Regions from separate parts of the Homo sapiens genome. Here region 1 is linked to region 2. The links are chromatin contacts, found by Hi-C in ENCODE. All regions are on one chromosome and are shown on one strand. The core of a region is the stretch at or near the end of the contact, and the rest is flanking DNA. Distances in the headings are between cores, read along the strand shown. Region 1 holds the start of HRH1 (histamine receptor H1). Region 2 overlaps LINC00606 (long intergenic non-protein coding RNA 606).

Evidence for each region. A loop is a pair of places that touch in the nucleus more often than their neighbours do. Pooled maps may share reads with other maps.
Region 1: a loop to region 2 is called in a map of mammary epithelial cell, with 11 times the contacts of the local background. The contact joins the promoter of HRH1 here to the enhancer-like site in region 2. A Hi-C loop is called at or near these places in 1 of 168 maps with a recorded cell type or tissue (mammary epithelial cell) and 9 of 50 pooled maps.

The regions. Positions count from the first base shown.
Region 1 is chr3:11,153,169-11,158,032 of GRCh38, reverse strand. It overlaps HRH1 (histamine receptor H1), which reads right to left and starts at 3,540. Exons shown (of 2, transcript NM_001098212.2): 1 at 3,479-3,540. LOC105376951 (a long non-coding RNA gene) reads left to right here and starts at 3,633. Exons shown (of 5, transcript XR_940593.2): 1 at 3,633-3,769. LOC124909345 (a long non-coding RNA gene) reads right to left here and starts at 3,287. Exons shown (of 2, transcript XR_007095817.1): 1 at 2,902-3,287.
Region 2 is chr3:10,755,484-10,760,544 of GRCh38, reverse strand. It overlaps LINC00606 (long intergenic non-protein coding RNA 606), which reads left to right. Exons shown (of 3, transcript NR_152730.1): 3 at 1-1,203. Among named protein-coding and RNA genes, the nearest start is that of LINC00606, 6.2 kb to the left of the region's middle. RefSeq lists an enhancer at 1,647-1,941. Within about 2 kb of position 2,809, at least 2 of the 41 ENCODE cell types and tissues checked have a DNase peak (open chromatin) inside an H3K27ac peak, as active enhancers do; they include mammary epithelial cell, where a contact is called at or near this core.

The DNA.
Region 1 (4,864 bases), core at 2,291-4,790, 400 kb before region 2:
GAATACCTTCTACGTGCTAGGAGCTGTGAATGTCCTGGTGAATAAAACAAATGTGCTGCCTGCTCTATTAGAGCTGATATTATGGTTGGAAAGACAGCCAGAAATCACACCTCAACAAATACACTGGCAGAACTAAGATTCAAACTCATGTCTGTTGGACATTGGAGTCTGTGCTTTTAAGTACTCCCTGGGGGCAGCTTCCTCAACCTCTTCTGCTCATTCCTCTGTTGGGATGTGATAGTTTCTAACATGCATTCTGCTGGCAACAACAAGTTTCAATGGCCCTTGCCATCCAAGCTGTTGCACAAATTGAGAGCTGTCAGCTTCGATCCTGGCCCATGTGATCCCCCTGCATTATCACTGGAGAATTACAGCAGTGAGGACGAATGCATAAAAGAGGCAAGGCATCCTGGCCCCCCCTCCGACAGCATCAGCAGCATTGCTCCCGAAGAGTATGCGTCTTAGTCCTCTACAACCATTAATGGCAGAAGTGAGTCACTTATAAATGAGATATGGGAGCTTTATTATAATTACATCCCGAGATTCAGAAATGCTCAGCGTCACTGTGAAAGGGAGGGCAGCAGGTGACTGGGGCTTGAATGATCCTCTGCCAGGTACATCTTTCAGATAAAACATCTTGGATCAGGAGCAATTATAGCTAATTCCCGGCCTGAATGCTAATGAGAATTACTTACAATTGTATGTAATTCTTTGCAATTTATACCATCTGCTTTTTTCCTTCTTTTCTCCACATTTCCATCCTGACATTCATCCTGAGAAACAGATACTGGCAAATCGAACGAATGGCCATTTTGCAGATAAGGAAGCCGATGCCCAGGGTCTCTCGGTTCTAAGGGCAAGAGCTGGGGTTCCAACCCTAAGCTTTCTGTCCCTCTAGAAAACAGCTGATTGAAAACTGTCCCAAATCCATGCTCGTCAGAACAAAGCCAGAGCACAAAGTTCAAGCTGCACTGCGTAGCAGCAATATCATCCACACTAGTGACACTCGTTGCAATGGCCAGCGTTTGCTGAGTGTCTAGCAGAGTATCAGAAGTTTATACAGGTCCACACTGAGACTTCAAGTCTCAGACTATTTAAAGCTTGAGACTGCAGTAAGACTTTGGGGCACACATTACATCTAACCAGACCTACTCTCACTTTACAGATGAGAAAACAAGAAGCCTGCAGAGGCTGGGCAATTTGCAGGTGGCAGAGAAAGGATACAGAGCTGGGATTGTTTGGCCTTAATAGCAACAACAACAATGGACTCTTAACACTTTTAGCTATTACATGGCACCACTGAAGTGCTTTATGCACATGAACACACCTAATTCTCTTACCAACGCAGTGAAGAAGGTGTCAGGAATACCCCCATTCTAAAAATGGGGAAACCAAGGAACGGAGACGTGTAGCAACTTGACCAAGGCCACAAAACTCATAAGCAACAGTGCTGAGATGTGAACCCCAACAGGTGAGCTCCAGAATCCCACACTTTTGATGTCTTTGCTATGTGTTTTCTCTGCTAAGGAAAAGCCAGGCACTCCTTCATTGTGAAGAGGAAAGTGCCAACACAGAATTCTGAGAGAGTCGAAGAGGAGGAGGCTCATGTATAAGTCCCTCCTCCCTTGGACACTCAGCTGAGGGTCAGGAAGGACCACTCCCAGCCCAGCATTGGCCAAACCACTCTGGGGTGCAGGGTCTCTTGGCAGGCTGCTCCGGCCTCCACCCAGCCCTGAAATCATGGACAGGCAGCACCTGTCCATCTCCTGCCTCCACGGGATTCTCTGTCACATTTGAAAATGAAAACAATGCCAGGCATCCCCTGCCCTTCTCCGTAGATTCTCCCCACACCAGGAGAAATGCCTGAATCACACTCGAGGATTTACATGGGGTTGTCCAGGATTCCTGTGAGCAGTGGACCTGCTGCCTGGCTTTCCTCTATTCATCCTTTGCTGCTGCCAGACACAAGCAAAGAAGGAGCTAAGGTCCCATCTGCCACCTCAGTTTCATTCATAATCTAGAGGGAGTCAGGCAACATGGGTGTTCAAACCCCAATTCTGTCATGGACCAGCTGGGCAATCTCAAGCAAATTACTTAACCTCTCTGAGCCTCAGTAGACTATCTGTTCAATAATAGTACTTACCTTCCAAGAATGCTGTGATGGGATAATGCATAATGATGCTCTCATGTGTACACCCTCCCTCTCTCCCAGTCTCTGCTGGTTTCTGGCTGCCTCCAAGACTCTTCCTATAAGACCCTCAATTCCCCTCTCCTTCATGCTCCAGGGACACACTCCGTCTGTGCTCCTGTCACAGGTTTCTGGCCCCGCAATCATGAAATGAGTTATTCAGGCACCTTCCAGCCTGAAAACCTTGTTCACCAGGACTCCCAGCCTGCCTCGTCTTGTCTGCTCCAGGCTGAGGCGGGAGCCCTCTGCCGGAGGACAGCCACTCTGCCTGGAACATCTCTGCACTATCAGCTGCCAGGCAAGCGGACACCTCAGAGGGATCAGGGAATCAGGAGGGAAGAGGTGGGATCTTCATGGAGGACTGGGGGCTGGGGGTGGGGTAACAGAGCAGGAGACGTGACTTCCTTGAGGAGCTGCTGTACTCCAGCTCCTGCTCCTGGCTTCCTGGGCTCCTTCGAGAAAAACTGAGAGCAACTTCTAGAATCTGATCTCTGAAAGAGCAGCCCCGATGCTTTTCTGTCACCAGAATCCACTCCCTGGCCATAATATCCACTCATTTTCCCAAAGCATCCTCCTCTCTCGGTACAACGAGGAGGAGGTGATCCGCCTCTTGCTCCACACCCCCAGCTGCAGCCGAACTGCAGGGGAAGGGCGGGTGGTGGTCCGGACAGTTCCCACCCCCGACTCCAGGTGACGCTGAGCCTGGGGCTTACCTCAGTGTATTCAAGTGATTTGGATCAGGATGACTCCGAGCAAAACCCTGACTCTCTCCCCTTAACCAGCTGATGCTCCTGGGCACAACTTCCCTCCCCGAGCCTCAGTTTCCTCCTCTGTAAAATGAGTATAACAATATTGCAACAGATAATGGATGCCCAAAGCCTGGCACAGTGAACGCACTCAACCAATGGGCTGGCACTACGGTTAGCAGCGAACTCAGACCCTGGGGAGGCTCAAAGAAAACGAGGCTCCCCCTCTGCTCGCCCGAGCTCAAAGACGGACGCTCAGGGCGCGCACCCTGCCCAAGCCCGGGGAAGCTAAAGGTGTCTGCGCGTCGAGTGCTGAGGCCACAGTGTGGAGAGGGGAGCGGTGCCACCGAGCGAGCCGCCCTCCGCCACCCTCCCCAGGCCACCCGCGTCGCGAGGGTACCCAAGCGCGCTCTTCTCAAGCGGGCGGCTCCGGGGTTCCCGGCCGCCCTGCCGGGATGCCCGGAACCCAGCCTGGCCAGCGCGCAGCCTCGCCCAGCCGCGGCGGCCCCGCTCCCGCCCAAGCCCGCGCCCCGCTGCGACTCACCGGCGCCGGCTCCGGGGAAAGTTTGGTGGCGCGTTGGCCGCGGCGGCCAGGCTGCTGGGTGTCGCGGGGGCGGCGGCGGGGGCGCCGGGGAGCTCTCGGGGAGCGGGGCGCCGGAGGAGGAGCCGCTCCGAGGGGCCCACCCGCGAGCAGCGGGGAAGGCGGGGACCCGGGCCCCGCGGGCCTGCAGCGCCCCCGCACCCGGTTCCACGCGCCCAGGGCCGCCCCCGCGGAGAGAGGGGGCGCGAGGGGCGCGCCTCTCGCTCGGACACCCTCTCCCAGCTCGCGCCCCAGGTTTGGAGCTGCTCCCGCTGGGTACCCGGGCTCGGGCTCTGCGAGGCGGACTGCTCCTTGGGTTTGGAAGGAGGGGTGGCAGAAGGGTCAGAACCTTGGTGAGACAACTCCACCCCCACCCACGCACCTGCGGGCACACAAAACGACAGACAGAGATAAATCAAGACAAAGAGGCACAGATGGAAATAGAGATGAAACGATGTTTGGCAGAGTCAATCACAGATAGATTGAAAAAGACAAATAGTGATACCTGCGCCCCTCATTCCTGCTAGGGGCGCCAAAATCGAAAAAGGCAAAGTCAGACAGAGGTGGAACAAGATTGACAGTAGGAACCCTACCCCTAGAGGTTTCGGGGAACTAAAGAGACCCCAGGGTCTACAACCTCACACCTCTCTTCTGTTTCTCCCTAGCCCGTCCTGATGAATGAGCCCACATTTCAAAATAGGATGTGTTTTAATTAGCAACCTGTGCCACCCCGAGCAGCAAGGGGAGGAGTGGGGTGGGGGTGAGGCCCCTCTGCAGGTCCCCGGGAACCTCTGTCCCTGGCAATGGGAGCTTGAGGATTCTTCCTGGCTGCCTTCATTTCCAGAGCTGGGAGAGAGAGGTCGAGGTTTTTCTGCCTTCTCAGCGCCGGGAAAACTCCATTTGAACCTTTGAACAGTTATGGTTTCAGATTTTACCCCAGCAGTTTCGAAGGGACCACCTAAGCTCACAGGGAGAGGAGGGTGTTTGAGGAGGTGGGACATGGTGGGTTGGGGTGTGGGGGTGGGGGTCAGAGGGGTATTTTAGCCTCCTCCCAGTAGCAGCAGTCCCACCAGCCCTGGTTGTGGACCACACAGAGCTGGGTCTGAGGCTCAGCTTCACAAGCTGTGTATGGTAGGTCCATGGTCCTTTTTCTTGGCCTCAGGGCCCATGTCGGTAACACAAGGGTTCATAAAGACAGGGGCCATTGTGTCAGATGCTTTTCTAAGTGCTACAGATGCTTACTCATTTAATCCTCACAACAATAATAGGTCCTAGTAGGTAGGAACTATTATTATCCCTATTTTACAGGTGAGAAAATGAAGGCACAGAGAGATTGAGTAACTTGCACAA
Region 2 (5,061 bases), core at 1,560-4,059:
TTTATTTAAATTTCATCTCAGAAAAATAGCAAAAGAGATTTTATTTAACCTTTCAACAGTGATTATCTGATTATGTCTGTTTGAGTATTCTGTAGGATAGACAGCTAAGGCAGTCATGGACTCAGTGGGAAAAAGTTCAGCAATCCATTATTAATGTCTGTTTGGGGCGCAGGCATGGGTAGTGGAGGTAGATGTGCCACCAATTTCATTTTTCCTATATAGTAGAAAACACGAGAGTTTCTAATAAATTCCTAACTATATAAAGCAGACAAGAGAGGAAAGAGAAAGATACCTGTGTGATTGGGAGAGGCTGCCTGAGGAAGGTAAGATATGACCTGTTTGGGGTCATTGTACCCCTGGGGCATGAGGCATCATCAAGGCCAGATTGAATTTTCTAAGGTATGATAAAAAGTTTGGTTCTTCCATGTGCCTTGGTTCCTCTTCTCTAAAATGGCTAATTCTGTCCAATTAAGATCTAGAAGGCCCTTTCTGATGCCAATGTTTCTAAATAAAGATATCTAATAAGGGTGGAACACGTCACAGCTCTCAACCTCCTCTCAGACCCCCCAACAAGCCCATGATGCAGCCATTTTAGAGATGAAAAACTGAGGCCCAGAGAGCTGACACCCATGTTAGCAGAAGTTAGTGGAACCCAGTTCTGTTAACTCTAACCATTCTCTAATCCAAAAGTATATTTACAGATTTTCAAATAATTAGGAAATGTTAGTAATATTTAGAAGCTCCTCAGATGATTCTAGTTTTCAGCCATGGTTGAGAATGTTGCTAAAAAGTAGTGTTATGGCTGATTTCCGAGAAGGAAACAGAGGTTCAGAGTGGTTAAGCAACTTGTCCAAAGTCACACAGCCAGAACATAGTGGAGTGGGAACTCCACTGAGGCAGGCTGACTGCTTAACCCATGTGTCTGTTGTGCCCCAGGCACTGTCACATATTATTTCATTTAATTCTCTCAACAACTTTGTTTTTTTAACTCTGAAAACTAATCCAGAAAAGTTAAATAACCAGCCCAAAATTGCAGAGCTAATAAAAGGCAGCTAACAGTGTTTTCTATCTTGATTCTATTTGGGTGGACAAGTGTGTGTACTTGTCAATAGTCATTTGATGGGTCACTTAAGATCTGTACATCACACTATATGTTGATTTTACTTTTAAAAGGCACAAATAAACTGCCCTCTGGGTAACAATATCAAGCAGAGATATTGTGATGTCTCCTTCTTATTTGGAAATGCATTTAAAAGTAGAGTGAACGGATAAGGAGATAAATAAGTGGGCAGTTATGTGATAAAGATGGTGGGTCTATGGGGTTCATTACACGAGTGCTATTCTTTCAACTTTTCTGCATGTTTGAACATTTTACATAATAAAATGTTGCATGGGGGACAGCAGCCCAAACATTCCATGAGACTGAGTTCAGTGATGACAGAGATCTCTGCCTGTTTTGTTACTGAGTCTCCAGCACCAGGAATAGTGCCTGGCATGAAGCAGGTGCACAGTAAATATTTGCTGAACGGAAAATGATGGGAGGCTGTTTAGCCTATGGCTTTAACGCTTAAAGTAAACACTTACCTTGGAGAGAGGATTGGATGATATCTGTGAAACAAGGGCGGTGGGAGGAGGGACACTGGGCAGAGTAAGGCGAGTAGGCACAATAGGGCACAGAGATCTGGTGGCTTTGCAAGCATGAACTCAGCTGGTTCTTCTGGAAGCTGAGTGACATCCTCATCCCCAGGCGGAGCTGTAGCCAGAGCTGTGCTTTATACAGGCGTGTGCTGCCCTCATGTGGCCAAGCAGAAGAATATTGCGCTGGTGTCGGAAGGGCCTCTTTCCCCTGATCCCTGATGGGCAGTTAGTTACTCAGATGCTTGGAAGCAAAGGTTGCGGCCAGAGGAACCGTGTCTCTGGGGCCTGGGCTTCATGCCCCTCTCTTAGCTAGGAGATAGTGGTCAAGTTTAAAACTTCCTCTGGGCAGGGTGGCACATCTGTAGTCCCAGCTGCTCAGGAGGCTGAGGTGGGAGGATGGCTTGAGCCCAGGAGGTCGAAGCTGCAGTGAGCTATGATTGTGCTGCTGTACTCCAACCTGAGCAACAGAGTGAGACCCTGTCTCTAAAAAGAAGACAAGTTCCTGATGCTTCCTATTAGCTAATGTTCTCCCAGTGGGGGTGTGGGTTTCCCAGACCTCACAGCGGTCCTGAGATTTGAGAGAAGGAGCCGCCGTGTATAAGCACCCACTGCTGCTGCTACTCCTCCATGGGCTGTTTTATTTGGGCATCCCACTGACCCTGCCAGTGACCATACATGAGACCACTCAAGATCTCATTTACGGACCGGAAAGCAGGGGCTCGGAGAGATCAAGTCACATGCAGCACGTTGGGGGCAGGGAAACCGCCTCTGGGAAGTCCAGAGTGTAACAAAGAAGATGCTAGCTTCCCTCTGTGGGGTTCTGAGGACTCCCAAATTCTGGCTGAGGAAAGCTGGCAAGGAGCCAGGGAAGTTTGGAAAAGCCCCAGTACTCACGTACACACCCTGAGCCCTTCAGCTCTCACAGAGGCAAGTTGGAGCTGTCATCCACCCCTTCCACCCCTCCCAGACCCAGCTGTGTGACCCTGGGGAAAGTGACTCAGCCTCTCTGAGCCCTACCTCAATGTGTCAAATATGGATCATAATATCCTCACCTTTTAAGGTTGCTGTGTAAATAAATGATACAGTGCACACCACACATGCTCAGGAATGACTCCTTTTAGACCACAAGGCAGACATTGTATCTATTGTGTTCACTCCTGTAACATGTTTGGATGGGCCAGTTCTCAAAGACGAGCAGGGTAAGAGTTAAGAGTGAAGTCTTTGGAATCAGATACCTGGATCCAAATCCTGGCACTGCCTCTTCAGTCTGGGTGATCTTGAACAATATATCAATGTAGTGAGGTTGTGCTGATGAATAGGTTAGTGTGAATAAAGAGCATGGTGCCTGGCACATACCAGATGCCCAAATAAATGCTAGCTGATAGTAGGATGACTCAAAGATGGGTATTCAACGTTAGCTATTGTTGTGAGCGGTCGTGGTAATAGTGAATGAGTCATGCGAATTTCCCCTTCAAGGCTGCAGTGGCTGCAGCTCTGCCCTGACTTCATCTGAATATATGCGTTGGGTGAGAGACGAGTGGCAATGATAGGAGTGCCCTCCTGTTCCCTGGACACAAATCACCCTGCACCACCAGCACAAGGTCACCCAGCCCTCAGTCATGATGGTTCCCAGTGAAGGGGACCAGGCTATAGAGGCACTCTGCACCCCCTGAGCTGACATGGTGGGCTTAGGGTCTGGGCCGTGATGCAGGGGCTTTCCTCTTCTTGGGATGCTCACACTGGTCTTAACACACTGGCCTCGCTGGCATGAGGGCCAGCCTGAACAGTGGGAAGAGAAACAGCATGAGTGTGGTGGCCTTCAAGGCAGTGAATCTCAGATGTCAATGTGCACAGGACTTCCGAGGGGGAAGTGCATTGTGAAAATGTGGGTTCTGACTCAGTAGTTCTGGGCTGGGACCTGCCATCCAGCTTTTCTAAAGCTCCCAGGTCACCCTGATGCTCTTCATTCAAGACCTCACTTTGAGTATCAAGGTTTCAAGAAAAGCAGGCTGAATTTATCTCCCAGGTGCACTGAGGGCTCATTGCAGCAGGTCTGGCATCAGCCTGGGCTGTTTTGCTGAAGTAAGAGATGTGCCTGCACAGCATGGACCCCTGGGCAAGGCATGAAGGGTACTGACTGGTGGCCATGGGTGGAGACAAGTTTCAGGGTGTCTGATATCAGCTTGTCAGCATTGTTTGAGGGTCACAATGAGACTGATGACCTGCAACTGGCCTCAGGGGCTCCCTCAGGGAGCCCTGTGCAGTGCCAGGGCTGGTAACGCAGCATGTGTGCCTACACGATGAGCCCTCCATTGTGTGCTTCCTGATTCTAATATCTCAGGTGCATCAGTAGATCCTGATCTGAAAGAACAAGCACATGGTCGTTCCACATCAGTGTAACAACTGGAGCTCTCCCCTGACTCTCAGAACCCCTCACTATGAGGCAGCCTTTGGCCCTGATGCATATCCTCATTTTAATGGTCTTAATATCTTGTATTTTTTTCCTGAAATAAATCTTAGCTTGGTCAGCATAGCCATGTAAGGTCCTGGGAGTTTTACTTGTACTGGAACTCAATCTAACTTCCACCGTTAGTGCAATATGGATTAAAAAACTGCTTCCTGTGGGCAGGACACTGTGCTCAGCTCAGTGGACTTAGAAGTGGTTACAATTCCATTCTCTGCTCTCCCAGGAGAGCTGCAATTCACAGCCTTGGCTACACTGGTGTCGTCTGGGGAGCTTTAAAAGCTACTAAGGCCTGAGCTCCATCCCCAGAAACTACCAGTGGAATATTGGTCTTGAGGTTTTTAAAAGCTCCCCAAGTGGTCCTAATATGAAACCAAAGGTGCAAACCACTCATAGATAATGAACACAAAGCAGTAATGGTCTTAGAAGACCAGGTTGAGAATGGAACTAAGCCACTACCACTGTCTGGACCTTTGCGAAGTCCTGTCCCAAGGGTACAGTTATTGGTGTTAAATTTCCTACTCAAGGCTAGAGGTCAGCTGTGGAAGTCTTTCGTCTTTGAGGCACTGGTTGCCTTCCAAATGAGCGTCCAGGAAGACGGTCAATGCTCAACCCAAAAAACCCCTGCTGTCTGCAAGGGTGGAATTTCTGACCTCATCACGCCTGGGTGAGGGGACACTTGCAAACAAGGATCACATTTTTATGCTTCTCGTGACACACACTGGGGATAAAACTCAATGCCAGACACATTTAAGGGAATCCTGCAGGCCTCAAGAGATGTACCACCTGGGATTAATGAGAGCTTTACTTTGAGACTTGAGTCTCTCTTCCAAATTTCGAAGCTTCTCATGCCCATCACAGCTCTGGGTTTTGCATATTTGCTATTGACCTTGAGCAAGCCATTTTCTCTCTAAGCTGTATTGGCATCACAATCCAGCTATCTTGAATTGCTAGGCATC